Linked DNA regions of Homo sapiens: region 2 is linked to region 1. Evidence: read pairs that join two places in POLR2A ChIA-PET (ENCODE). Cell type or tissue: GM12878. All regions are shown on one strand. Links, peaks and the distances in the headings refer to the core of each region. The heading gives the core; the rest is flanking DNA.

Region 1 (6,625 bases), core at 2,611-5,110:
ATGACTCCCTTTGGGACTTTAGCCCCAGAGGGGATGTTGGTACACACAAATTTTGTGGCTTTGGGTCTCAATGCCAGGTGAAGGAGCAGCTGACCCTTCCTCTCCATCTTATCGCCTTCCTTTCTGAGGAGTCTGTCCTCATCTCTGTCCCTGGGATGGTAGAAAGAGAATGGCTGCCAGGGTACCTGATGAATGGGGAAAGATGTGAAAGTAGAGGGTTGAATACATTGCAGATATTACCCTGATTCCCAAAGGGGGCAAAACAACGCATCTAACCTCAAAGCTTAGATGTCCCTGAGGAGTTTGCTAAAATTGCAGAATCCTGGACCCTACTCCAAAGATTCTGACTCTGAATATCTGGGGAGGAGGCCAGGGATGTGCATGGTATCAGCCCGCCAAGGGGCTTTGGATGCAGGTGGCCCTTGACCTCTCTCAAATGGGAGACACAGCTCCAGGAGCCTGAGGAGGGAAAGGAAAGCAGTGTGGGCAAGGACATGGCTCCCCCATTGCAGAGTACAAATTTCCATCATGACACTTGACATATCATTCTAGCATTCTCTGTTTATGGGACTGTCTATACTGATGGAATGAACTCCTTAAGGATAAGGGAAGTTGTAAGTTTTGTTTTATTTACGTTCCTGGTCTATACACACGTTTATGTGCCTGGTCTTACTGATACCAGCTCTCAGAGGCTGGTCTGTGGACCTCGGTAGTAAAAGCATTATTCAATGGCCAGTGTCCCTTTAAGAAAAGGAAAAGAACAGACCTCAATTGTACAGAGCTGGAGCAGTCCTGGCCATTAATTCAAAATACATCTTATTATTGATCCACACAAGACATGCTTTTATTTATTTAAATGTTCTATTCATTATTTTTAATAACAAATGAAGCATCCATGCATTCACCACACAAAACAGAAGCTAGGAAGTTAACAATCACTTACGTGTAACCACATGACTGCCTTTCCCCACCTAAGGTAACCACATTCTTGAGTCTTTTTTTTTTTTTTTTTTTTTTTGAGACAGGGTCTTGCTTTGTCACCTAGGCTGAAGCACAGTGGCACAGTCATAGCTTATTGTAACCCTGAGCTCCTGGACTCAAGCAATCCTCCTGCTTCAGCTTCTGAGTAGTTAGGACTACAGGGACATACCACCATGTCTGGTGAAGTTTTTTAAAAAAAACTTTGTAGAGATAGGGTCTCCCTATATTCCCCAGGCTGGTCTCAGACCCCTGGGCTTAAGTGATCCTTCTGCCTTGGCCTCTCAAAGCACTGAGATTACAAGCATGAGCCATTGCACCCAGCCTCTTGAATCTTTTGTTAATCATTCCACTGCTTTCCTTTTCATGCAGTTGTATTGCATTTATATATATTCCCAGTATTTTAGTTATTTGAACTTTACGAAAAGTGTATTGAACTGTTGATAATTTGAAGGAATTTATTTTTTTTACTTAATATTAAACTAGGAATCATCCATATTACTGATTGCTGGAGTTCATTGTTTTGATGACGGTAGGAAATTCCATTGTGTGAATAAGCCATAATTTGTTCATTCATGCTTTCAATTTCAGGCATTGGGTTGTGTCAGTGTTTCTTCTATTGAAAGCACTGCTGCTAAGAACATTCTTGTACATGTCTCTTGTTGTAAATGTTCAAGAGTCTCCTTTGGGGATAGAACTACTAGTAGATTTGCTTGGCCATAAGGGATCAGAATCTTTAGGAGATAGTGAACACTCTTTTCCAAAGGTGGTTGTACCAATTTACACTCCCACCAGCAATGCCGAAGTGGACCTGTGTAGCCACAGTCTCTTTAATGCTGGATATTGCCCTACTTCTTAACCTTTGCCACTAAAATGGGCTTAGACTACATCATCACTGTCTTCAGTTGCATTTCCTTGATCACCAGTAATGCTGAAAATCCTTTGTTCTGTTTTCTTTGCCACTCGTGTTTTGTTTCTTTGCTATGTCTTTTCATGTCTTTTGACTGTTTTTCTTTTTTCTTTTTGAGACGGAGTCTCGCTCTGTCGCCCAGGCTGGTGGAGTGCAGTGGCGTGATCTCGGCTCACTGCAACCTCTGCCTCCCAGGTTCAAGCGATTCTCCTGCCTCAGTTTCCTGAGTAGCTGGGATTACAGGTGTGTGCCACCACGCCTGGCTAATTTTTGTATTTTTAGTAGAGACAGGTTTCACCGTGTTGGTCAGGCTGGTCTTGAACTCCTGACCTTGTGATCCCTCTGCCTCGGCCTCCCAAAGTGCTGAGATTACAGGTGTGAGCCACCGCACCCGGCCTTTTGTCTTTCTGTCAGATTGGTTGTATTTTTCTTATTGATCTATAGGATATTTAATATATTCTTTCTACTTATCTTTTGCTGATTTTATGTATTGTGAATATCTTCTCCCAGTTTATACCTTGTCTTTTTATTTAAGATGCATTTTCATGAGCAAAAGTTCTTAATTTTAACACAATCAAATCAATGTTTTTTTAGTCAAATTTTTGTGTGTGCCTTAAGAAATCTTTCTCAGTCCTGAAGTCTAAAAGATGTTCATTATTTTTACTAAGAATTCTATAATTTTAGTTTTGATACATAAATCCTTTATCTACAGAGTTTATGTTTTATATATAGTGTGAGTAGGAATCTGATTTTTGTCTTTCATTTTTGTTTTTTTCCCATTTGACCACACCTCTTTCCCAGCTTCATCTGCTGGACAGTTTCTCCTTTCTCCATGCCAGTGTCATTTTGCATTTTCAGGACATTGCTCTTTCCTACAGGCTGTGGGCTGAGTTGCTATAGCCTAGATTCAATCTCCGGTGCTGAGGACAGGGTTGCTGTAGACTGGATTCAGTCTCTGGTCCACAACATGCAGGTTCTCTGTGCTATCGCTCACTGAGAGCTGAAGGATTAGGAAAAAGGAGTAGCCTCTCCTCCTCCAGTCAAGCCCCTGAATTAGTCTTCAGTGTGATGTTAGCATCCTGGGAATTATGTGCCAAGGCATAGCACTTACCTTCTCTCGGCTTGCACTTTCTCAATTATGAAAGAAATAATTTTCCTTATGGTAAGAAATTGCTTGGGCTCATAAAGCTACCTTCCTGTAGTTTCTTTTTGTATTTGATAATAACAGCACTGAACTGGGAGTGAGGAGACCTGAATCATAGTAAAAACAACATCAGCAGTTGCAACAGCAACTGACGTTTATTGACTGCTTATTATGCACTGGCACTGTGCTAAACAGTTAGGTATATTATCTCATTTAGTGCACAGTTGTGAGATCTTGGGCATGTCCCTTAACCTCTGTAGAACAACTGTAAATGATGACACTGAACAAGATTTTGTAGTGTTCCACCAACAATGAAAATCTATGTTTTAAAAAAGTCATCCTCTGCTTCACAGTGATAATAATTCTGAATCTTTTTCACATAATACCATTTAGTGCCTTAAAAACCCTCCTCTTCCCATTGAAAAATATTCTCCCAATACTGTGTTGAGAAGTATTGAGAAGCATTCCCCCAGTACGTCTCAGCATCCTGCCTCAGCTGGGGGCAAGGGATGAGGCCATTTTATAGAACCTTAAGTGAATGGAGGGCAATTACATGATGCATTCGAGGTTACACAGCTGGTCATTTAACAGTGCCTCATGTGCTGGAGCGTTTCATTTCTTCAAGAAAGTACCATCGATTTTGAGGACAAGTTTTTTCTCATCAGAGCATTTAGAGGCATCAAAGTTCTTCAAGTGAGGAGCCCACTTTGCCCGTTTCAACTGCAGTGTCACAAAGCCATAGCCAGCACCAAAACGTCCCTTCCACACTCTGGAGATCTGAGAAGGGGTTCTCCCTCAAATCCTCTCTTCCTGTTCTGATGTGACAGATTGCAGACTTCATTCTCAGAGAGAAACCTTCAGATCCAGAATCAGAGAAGACAGTGATTTAATGTGCTGCAGAACAAGTCCAAGAGAGATTTATGAAAGTGTCTGTTGGGGGTGAGGGTGCACTGAAGTTAAAAAAAATTGGCATACAATCAAGGAAAAAAATCTGTCTTAAACTTCCAAAAATACTTAGAATAGCAGCTTTCAATGGCCTTATGAACTACAATTTAATTAGGGGAGAAAAAAATTCCCGATCACTTCTTTAATAGCAATGTAAATAAACTCAATAAACTCTTCGTGTGTGTGTGTGTGTGTGTAATTTACCTCATTAAAAATAGAGAACAACAAAATCACTCTGTTCTCATATCTTTCAAACTATATTCCATGGGATTCTTATCTAGTTTTGGAATGATTCTTTGCATTAATGGAAGCATACATAATGAGGGCATTTATATAAATCTTTATAAGGTTATGCATTTACTCCAAAATTTTGTTTTCACTGTGAAATTGCAATCATGAATGATTCCCATTATGCTGAGGTGGGGTTTTAGAATGTTTGTATGGTTTGGCTGTGTCCCCACCCAAATCTCATCTTGAATTGGAGCTCCCATAATTCCCACGTGTTGTGGGTGTGACCTGGTGGGAGATAATTGAATCATGGGGGCAGTTTCCCTTATACTGTTCTCATGGTAGTGAATAAGTCTCACGAGATCTGATGGTTTTATAAGGGGAAACCCCGTTCGCTTGCTTCTCATTCCCTCTTGCCTGCTGCCATGTAAGACGTGCCTTTTGCCCCCTGCCATTATTGTGAGACCTCCCTAGCCACATAGAACTGAGTCCATTAAACCTCTTTTTCTTTATAAATTACCCAGTCTTGGGTATGTCTTTATCAGCAGCGTGAAAATGGGCTAATACAAGCATCCTGAGACTTTTATGTTGATCTGTTGAAATTTGATTTTGCTAGGTTATTTTTCCCCAACATCTTAGAATAGAAGGAAATTTCCTGAAGACGACAATACAGTTGAATTGAAAATTTGCTGCAGATTCATTTCAGTTCAAGTAATATTTATTAAAAATCTAAAACTGTGGCAGCACTGTACTGTGGGGACTATTAACAAAATACAGTAATAAGTAATGTATGGCCACCACTTATTTAACCATGATTTTGTGCCAGGCCCCAAATAATTAACTAGTTTAATTATCATGACATCCATGTAAAGTGTAGGTATCACTATTCCTATTTAACAGGTGAGGAAACTGATAAGGAGGTTTAAAAACTTGCCAGTTAAGGAGGTTTTAAAACTTGCCAATAGTTACACACCAAGTAACAGCAGAGACACCATTCCAACTGGGGTCTGTCTGATTCCCCAGCACACACTGAACTGCCATGCTGGATGACTTCTGGAACAGAAGAGTTTCTGTCCCCAGGAGCTTACGATTGGAGAAGAAAAGATTTACCCAAAGATCTCTTTAAATTTGAGCTCACACATGCTGGGCAGGTAATACAAATGAGTGAAGGGGCAGGGTCATAGTTATTATGAGATTTGCTAAGATAATCATTCCTTTCCGAGTAGATAGTCCTAATGTCACCTTCACTTGTATTTTTACAACTCAGATTTTCTACTTGCCTATTAAACATGTGGGAACCTTCTTTACTTCACAGAGAAATCTGATTTCTTTAATTTTCCTCCCTAAAACACAGTGCCATCTGGTTAGTCATCCATATCCCCATGACTGTTTTTTGTTGTTGTTGTTGTTGTTGTTGTTTTCTTTTGAGACAGAGTCTCATTCTGTCACCCAGGCTGGAGTGTGGTGGCACAATCTTGGCTCACCGCAGCCTCCGCTTCCCAGGTTCAAGCGATTCTCTTGCCTCAGCCCCCGGAGTAGCTGGGATAACAGGCATGAGCCACCATGCCTGGCTAATTTTTTGTATTTCTAGTGGAGACAGTGTTTCACCCTGTTGACCAAGCTGGTCTCGAACTTCTGACCTCAGGTGATCTGCCCACCTCGGCCTCCCAAAGTGTTGGGATTACAGGCATGAGCCACCACACCCAGCCATATGCCTATGTGTGACAGAGACAAGTGTATGGTGAAATGTTTCTTTGCTACTAAGGAAGCAAGAGTGACAGAAATCAATGGCCAGTCAGCTCTGGGAGGAGAGACTATAGGGATTGGTGAGGACTGGGGCAGAGTCTGTGCCATGGGTAAACAGGACAGCAGTGAGGCAGGGCCATGTCAATATGCAGACACAGTGCTGCTTGATAGTCTGTCTCTCTTTCTTTTTTCTTTTTTTTGAGATAAGTCTCCCAAGTGGAGACCTGCTGATTTATTTTCAAATGATATAGAAAACAGACAAAACCTACAGATGGACCCAGAATAGCAGTCTCTGGTGCAAATATAATGTTTATAGAGTTTTAATAAATTTATAAGGTTTTCATTAATTTATTATAAATAAATTTTATAATAAAGTTTTATACAATTATAAATATGATAACTTATAAGTTATTATGTTTATAAATAACCCTATAAGAATGACTATTGCCAGAATTCAGTGGAAACAGGGCTGTTGGAACATTGGGGACAGTTTTATGGAGAAGGCAGGATGTCAGCCGAACATGAAAGGCCAGTGTATGTGACACAGGCCCTCTCTGGATGACAGCCTGTGGGAGATCTTGGAGTGTCTGAGCTGAGAGATGCCTGCTTCTCAACCTCAGCAGCCCTTGGGATTCCTCCTTGCCTGATATGCTTCCTTGCTAAGGGGGGCCTTG
Region 2 (6,625 bases), core at 1,785-4,284, 61 kb after region 1:
CTGGACTTGAGTCAGGCAGGCCTGGGCTGGAACTTGGATTAGCAGACCACAGCCAAGCACTTCACTCATCTCTAAATCTGGAATTGTAGAAGTCTTTCTCCCATTTTATATGTGCTTGCAGGATTCCTTAAGTTAATGTCTGTAAAATACTTAGAAAAGTACATGCCACATATTAAAAACTCAAAAGATATTAGCTCTCAGTGTTGGAATTAGCTATGGTTCCTCAAAACAATTCTGATATTGTGGATGCCAATGCATCCAAAATACAGATGAAGAAACTTGAGGCTCAGAGGGGCAAGATGTGTCAAGGTCAATGACCAACAAGGAAAGAGAATAGTTAATGGCAACTTCATTAGTCTCTGTGCAAGGAGAGACTTTTGCAGAGAGTTTTTCATAATATTGAAAGAAGTTGCCAGAGAAGTTGGAGAGGGCCTAAAGCACCATTCCGTTGTGCCATCGACACCACACTTCTGATCATGGAAGGAGCATGCAATTAGGCAGAAATGAGCTTAGGTTCAGGTTGGGCCATCTGTGAATGGAACATTCTTGGGCAAGTTACTAAATCTCTCTAATTCGTGTGTTGTGTATCTGGGATTTCAGTGGAGTTTTATAAACAGTTAAATGAGATTATGTCAAGTCTATATGCACAGTTGCTGGCATATAATAAGACCTTGAAACTTGTGTTAACAGCAGTGTCAGAATTAGAACCCACATCTTCTTTTCCTTTTTATTGCATCCTTCTGCCACCAACTCCAACCCTTGTCTTCTAGTGAAGGCTAATACAAAGTGCAAGACATGTGTGACAACATGAAAGCATTGCCCAAGTCCCGCCTGGCACATGGGGTGGGGACACTCACCCAGTGGGTGGGGAGAAGCAGAGATGATGGGATAGAGCAGTGCCACCCACCCTGCCTTGTTTACCCTGCCTCCCCTTCGCTGAGCTGTCTCTGTCCCTGGCTGCCTCTGAAGCTTGCTTCACGCAATGAGATGTCAATGCAGTAAAATCTTTCAGGATGGAAACCAGTTCAAACAGGAAGAAAGAAGACAGCACTAAACCTAGAACTCATGCAAAAATCACATTCCCTCTAAGGGCCAGAGAGAGAGAGGGTGACTGTACTGTAGATGATATCTGTTACTATTTTTCAAAGTTAGATATTTTCTTTCTAGGTGTTTGTGGTAGTTTCAAGATAAGAAAGAAATGGAAAAGACCTCTTCCATAGAACACAGAATGGACAAAACAGTAGCAGCCATAGATTGCTGCTGTTTTCACTGTAAGAATATACATTCTTTCTCTTTTGCTTAAAAAAAAAATGTAGGCCTTTGGATTTCACTCTGTAGCTGTGACCTTGTGATCTTCATCTTAGCACTGAAAAGGCCTAAAGACAAAGCAGGCAGAGGAGGTGAGATTGTCCTTGGCATAAACACAGGGCCAAGGCTGCCTGTGTGCTGGACTGGAGGAAGCAGTGGCCCCCTCAATGTTCAGCAGAATAGGTCCTTCATTCTAGCTCTGATGACATTTCCTGTCACACAACACTGGTCATATTACCTTGTGCAAACCCCATCCTAAAGCTGAAGTTTTTCTTTCTGTAAAATGGATTGCACTGTCACTATTTTTGAAACCTTAGACATTTACATGACACAATCATATTTTTAAAAGTGTATCACTATCAGGTATATGTTTAATATATTTAACAAAATCACCTCACTTCTAAATATTCAAACATGAAAAGTTTAGGGCAGAATTCCCTGTAAAGATGGTAAATTAAAATAGGTACATATTTTTCCTCCCTCTTGAAAACCTCCTGAAAAAATAGAATTTCTTTGAAAGAAAGGTAGGAATCATACGGAAAGTTAGTACATGACATAGCAGACCTGAGAAAAGTATTTCATAAGCCAGCAGTGGAGGACCCTGAGGACTCATCCAATCTAAAACAAAGTTTCCGGAAATGGTAGTACCAGGTGCCCCTGCAAGTCAGGGTGAAGGAAAGGAAGGAGCTCAAATAAGGAGGATCAGCTGAGAGCCTGTTCCAGAAGCAGTCTGACTCCATGGGGCTGAGTTATTGAAGGTGTATTCAATAAAGAAGAAAAAAACAGAAGACATCTGGCCTAGGAGATGCCAGACGAAAGTGTGGGCAGTGATACCTTACTCAAAAGCAGGTTTCAATCAAAGTGTGCATCCTGGAGGCTAAAACCTCCAGCACTTTCCTCCCGTTCATCTCCTAGCGCACTGGTGGCCAGGCCTTCACACATCATGCAGGGATCAGACAATTCTTATTTGTGAAATCCTAGCAGTCCAAGAAGAAAGACTTGCATATATTGATATTGGCATCTCTCCAACTAAATGTCCCAACCAGATTACCCTGCAGTAAGCTCACAGGCCACAAGCCCTACTCACATGCTCAGTCAGTGCTCTCCAGCTAAATGTCCCAACCAGGTCACCCTGCAGTAAGCTCACAGACCACAAGCCCTACTCACATGCTCAGTCAGTGCTCTCCAGCTAAATGTCCCAACCAGATCACCCTGCAATAAGCTCACAGACCACAAGTCCTACTCACATGCTCAGTCAGTGCTCTCCAGCTAAATGTCCCAACCAGGTCACCCTGCAGTAAGCTCACAGACCACAAGCCCTACTCACATGCTCAGTCAGTGCTCTCCAGCTAAATGTCCCAACCAGGTCACCCTGCAGTAAGCTCACAGACCACAAGTCCTACTCACATGCTCAGTCAGTGCTCTCCAGCTAAATGTCCCAACCAGATCACCCTGTAGTAAGCTCACAGACCACAAGTCCTACTCACATGCTCAGTCAGTGCTCTCCAGCTAAATGTCCCAACCAGGTCACCCTGCAGTAAGCTCACAGACCACAAGCCCTACTCACATGCTCAGTCAGTGCTCTCCAGCTAAATGTCCCAACCAGATCACCCTGTAGTAAGCTCACAGACCACAAGTCCTACTCACATGCTCAGTCAGTGCTCTCCAGCTAAATGTCCCAACCAGGTCACCCTGCAGTAAGCTCACAGACCACAAGCCCTACTCACATGCTCAGTCAGTGCTCTCCAGCTAAATGTCCCAACCAGATCACCCTGTAGTAAGCTCACAGACCACAAGTCCTACTCACATGTTCAGTCAGTGCTCTCCAGCTAAATGTCCCAACCAGATCACCCTGCAATAAGCTCACAGACCACAAGCCCTACTCACATGCTCAGTCGGTGATCACCTTAGCATCACACACAATGAAATGAGAACATAGCCCCAAGGATTAAAGAGAACTAAGGAACAATGCTCACATAGAAGAGAGAGTGAAAACAAGCAAACAGAAGCAAATCTACTTGGAGGACACAGACTCTGTGAGGCAAAGCAAACTTTAGAAAAGAGGCAGAGAGAACTTAGAAAAATAGCAGAAGAGACCATTGTAAATTGGGAGATAGTACTTAAAAAAACTAAACATTCAGAGAATGAAAAGGAATCTTGGATTTTTCCAAATTGCTTTTTTTTTGGTGGGGGGGTGGCATGAAATGAGGAGTGTGCAAGAAATGGGAATCCATCATAGTTTACAACTTGGATGAGAATGGCATTTGCATATTCAAAATATTTTAAGTAATAAATATTGATCAAAGCAAAATTATACCGTAAGTGTATGGGAGGGAGGAGAAATGGGAAGGATGCATGTGCCTCATGGGACAGTGGGAGGAAAGAGTGAAATGCCTGGTTTTTTTTTTTTTTTTTTTGAGACTGCTCTGTTGCCTAGGCTGGAGTGCAATAGTGCAATCTCGACTCACTGCAACCTCTGCCTCCTGGGATCTACCTATTCTCCTGCCTCAGCCTTCCAAGTAGCTGGGACTACAGGCATGCGCCATCATGCCTGGCTAATTTTTATATTTTTAGTAGAGACGGGGTTTCACCATGTTGGCCAGGCTGGTCTCGAACTCCTGAGCTCAGATGATCTGCCCGCCTCAGCCTCCCAAAGTGCTGGGATTACAGGCATGAGTCAGCGGGCCTGGCCAAAATGCTTGTTTTCTATGGTGGACAGTTAATAGACAATGCCAAAAGTGAAAAGAAATGTTTAAAAAAGAAGTACCAAAGCATATTATTGGCATCATGTTCATAAATGCCAAAATAACAATTACAACAGCTTAAAGAGGTACAAAAGTTCCTCTGGCAAGGGGATCATGAGAGACTGCTGTATTTCGTTTGTTTGGGGGTTTGGATTTTTTTTTTTCTTTTTTGAGACAGGGTCTCACTCCCTGTTGCCCAGGCTGGAGTGCAGTGGTATAATCACAGCTCACTGCAACCTCAACTTTCTGGGCTCAAGCCTGCCTCAGCCTCCCCGATAGCTGGGACTACAAGTGTGCACCACCATGCCAGGCTAATTTTTGATATTTTTAGTAGAGATGGGATTTCGCCCTGTTGCCCAGGCTGATCTTGAACTCATGGGCTCATGCAATCTTCCCGCCTGGGTCTCCCAAAGTGCTGGGGTTATAGGCATGAGCCACTGTGCCCAGCTTGTTTTGTTTTTAAATGAAGCTTGAAGAATTTTTTGAACTATATACACTTATAACTTTGATAAAAATAAAATTTCATATCAAAACTGTAAGTAGCATCATTTGTGTAAAAGTAGATTTCTCAAATTATTAAAAATATTATCCTATGCAATTAGACACTGAGCACATCAAAGTTTCATTTAACTGGTAAACCAGGGAACAAGCTGAACAACAACAACCTGGTTCAAAAGTATTCAGGCTTCTTGATATTTTGTGAGAGAAGAGATACTTGTATAAAATTATCATTAGGTATAAAACAGGTAAATTTTCTCCAGAGTAATAAAACTATGAGTTTTAACAAAGCAGCAAACATCACATTTTATCATTTTTCTGCAAGTTAACTACTAACTCTGCAAGGTTATAACATTTCTAGTTTCTAATCAGTTGTGGATGGTTAATCCAAACAAAGTTATATTCCTGAGAGGGTAAAAGGACCTTCCGTGTGGTTTTTCCAAATGTTCTATTAAAAATGTCATGCCATCCTCATTTTGCTTTATTTCCAAGTTTTGGAGCTTTTTCTTGCACACTTGCCATAAATATGACCAACTTCAAAAAATAAACACAATAAAAACAAAACAATGTCATTAAGTTCTAAGTAGATACTGTTTGCTGCCTGCTCTGACCTGAAGATTTTCCTCTTTGTTAGAAAAGGTGTTTTTACAAGAACTAGAGAGGTATTAAAGACATATAATCACCAAAACGAGATTTCTCTACTTGGTATCATGAAAAGTGTTGAAAGAAAAATGAAAAAAAAAGGCCACATTTTTTATATAATTTGGTTTAGTGTTATGAAATGCTTTGTCTATTGTTACTTAAAATATTCTCATATTTGGTGTGCTTTCTTATTCTAGAAACCCTACAGGAGATCAGTAGTTTTGCACTGCATTCTGAAAAGTCCTAGGAGTGGCCTAGGGTCAAGAGTGAGTCAGGAAGAGAGGGCTTGGCTCCCTTAGCCCCGACCCTGCCTAGTCCCCATCCACTCCCAGCTCACCTTCTGCTGTGTTATGTAGTGAGCTCTGCATAAGACTTCATTTGAAGTCCCTTCCAGATACCAGAGCCTATAATTATTAAAAGAAAAAAAAATCACTACAATTTGCAGTGTGTTTAGGTTGGATGGATTAATTTCTTTGCCAAGGCCATAATGGGAAGACTGATTTTGTCATTTCAATTACAAGCTACCGTTTAGTTTGAGCCCAGAAGTCACTTTCCTAGAGTCTCCCTCCACTTGCCTGGCACTGGAGCAATTAACAGTGGGTGATTTGTGGCTGCACTTTTACTGCTTAGCACAGGTTTATCATCTTGAAAGTTTTCCATTTGCATATATGCTATACATTCTTTGGGTGACATTTAGATATCACCCAGAGTTTAGATTATGCATTGCCTTGTACTGCACTTTCTGCTACGTGCTGGCAATCTGCAAGCCCAACCAGAGAGCTGATGCAAACCAAGGGGAACGTGAGTTGCAGCCACCACTTACTGAGGGCTTACTATATACCAACCCCCAGTATCAAAGACTTTACCTGCATTACCTTGTTTATTCCTCAAACCAGTAACTTTGAGGTTACTATTATTTGCCACATTTTATAAACAAAGAAACAGAAACTCAGAGAGGAAAAGCAATTTGCCCAAGGTCACCCAGCTCAAATGAGCAGAATTGGGATTCAAACTCAAGTATCTCTAATCTCAAAACACTCTGCTATGCAACCTCCCAATACTGGGAGCTTTCAGAGTGAAATGAATTGAATTTGACAGTTTTCTACTTTTAAATACCAAACTTCCTGAGCAGTCTAATTGCTGCTCTTTGGAACAAGAAGAAATGGCTATTTAAAAGAAGCAAGGGGCAGGAGGTCAAGAAAGTGGGTTTTAATATCTCTATTCACAAGGGAAGAGATGTAATCCTGGAAAAAAAATAGCATCAAAATGAAAACCATTATATAAATTTGATGAAATTGCAAAGGAATGCAGAAAATATAAGGGAGGGGGAATACATAGCATTGAAGATTTTATAAAAGGCAGAGAAAAGATCAAAAGTCACTGAAGGAGGTAGAAGTTGGTCCAATTGAAGGCAGGGTCTATCCATCTTGACA

The links. ChIA-PET counts read pairs that join two places held together with the same protein. Peaks named below come from ENCODE experiments on the same cell type or tissue, not always from the same donor. Only the 100,000 strongest peaks of a DNase experiment are listed, where the experiment ranks them.
Region 2: POLR2A ChIA-PET joins it to region 1 with 7 read pairs; 2 of 35 experiments call an interaction of 5 or more read pairs at or near these places.

The regions. Positions count from the first base shown.
Region 1 is chr5:169,769,296-169,775,920 of GRCh38, forward strand. The region is part of intron 25 of DOCK2 (dedicator of cytokinesis 2); the gene reads left to right. Among named protein-coding and RNA genes, the nearest start is that of DOCK2, 140 kb to the left of the region's middle. In GM12878, for the core only: no CTCF peak of the experiment used is centred there; no DNase peak of the experiment used is centred there.
Region 2 is chr5:169,831,555-169,838,179 of GRCh38, forward strand. The region is part of intron 26 of DOCK2 (dedicator of cytokinesis 2); the gene reads left to right. Among named protein-coding and RNA genes, the nearest start is that of INSYN2B, 150 kb to the right of the region's middle. RefSeq lists an enhancer at 3,218-3,387. In GM12878, for the core only: no CTCF peak of the experiment used is centred there; DNase peaks (open chromatin) are centred at 2,342 and 3,202; H3K27ac peaks cover 879 bases.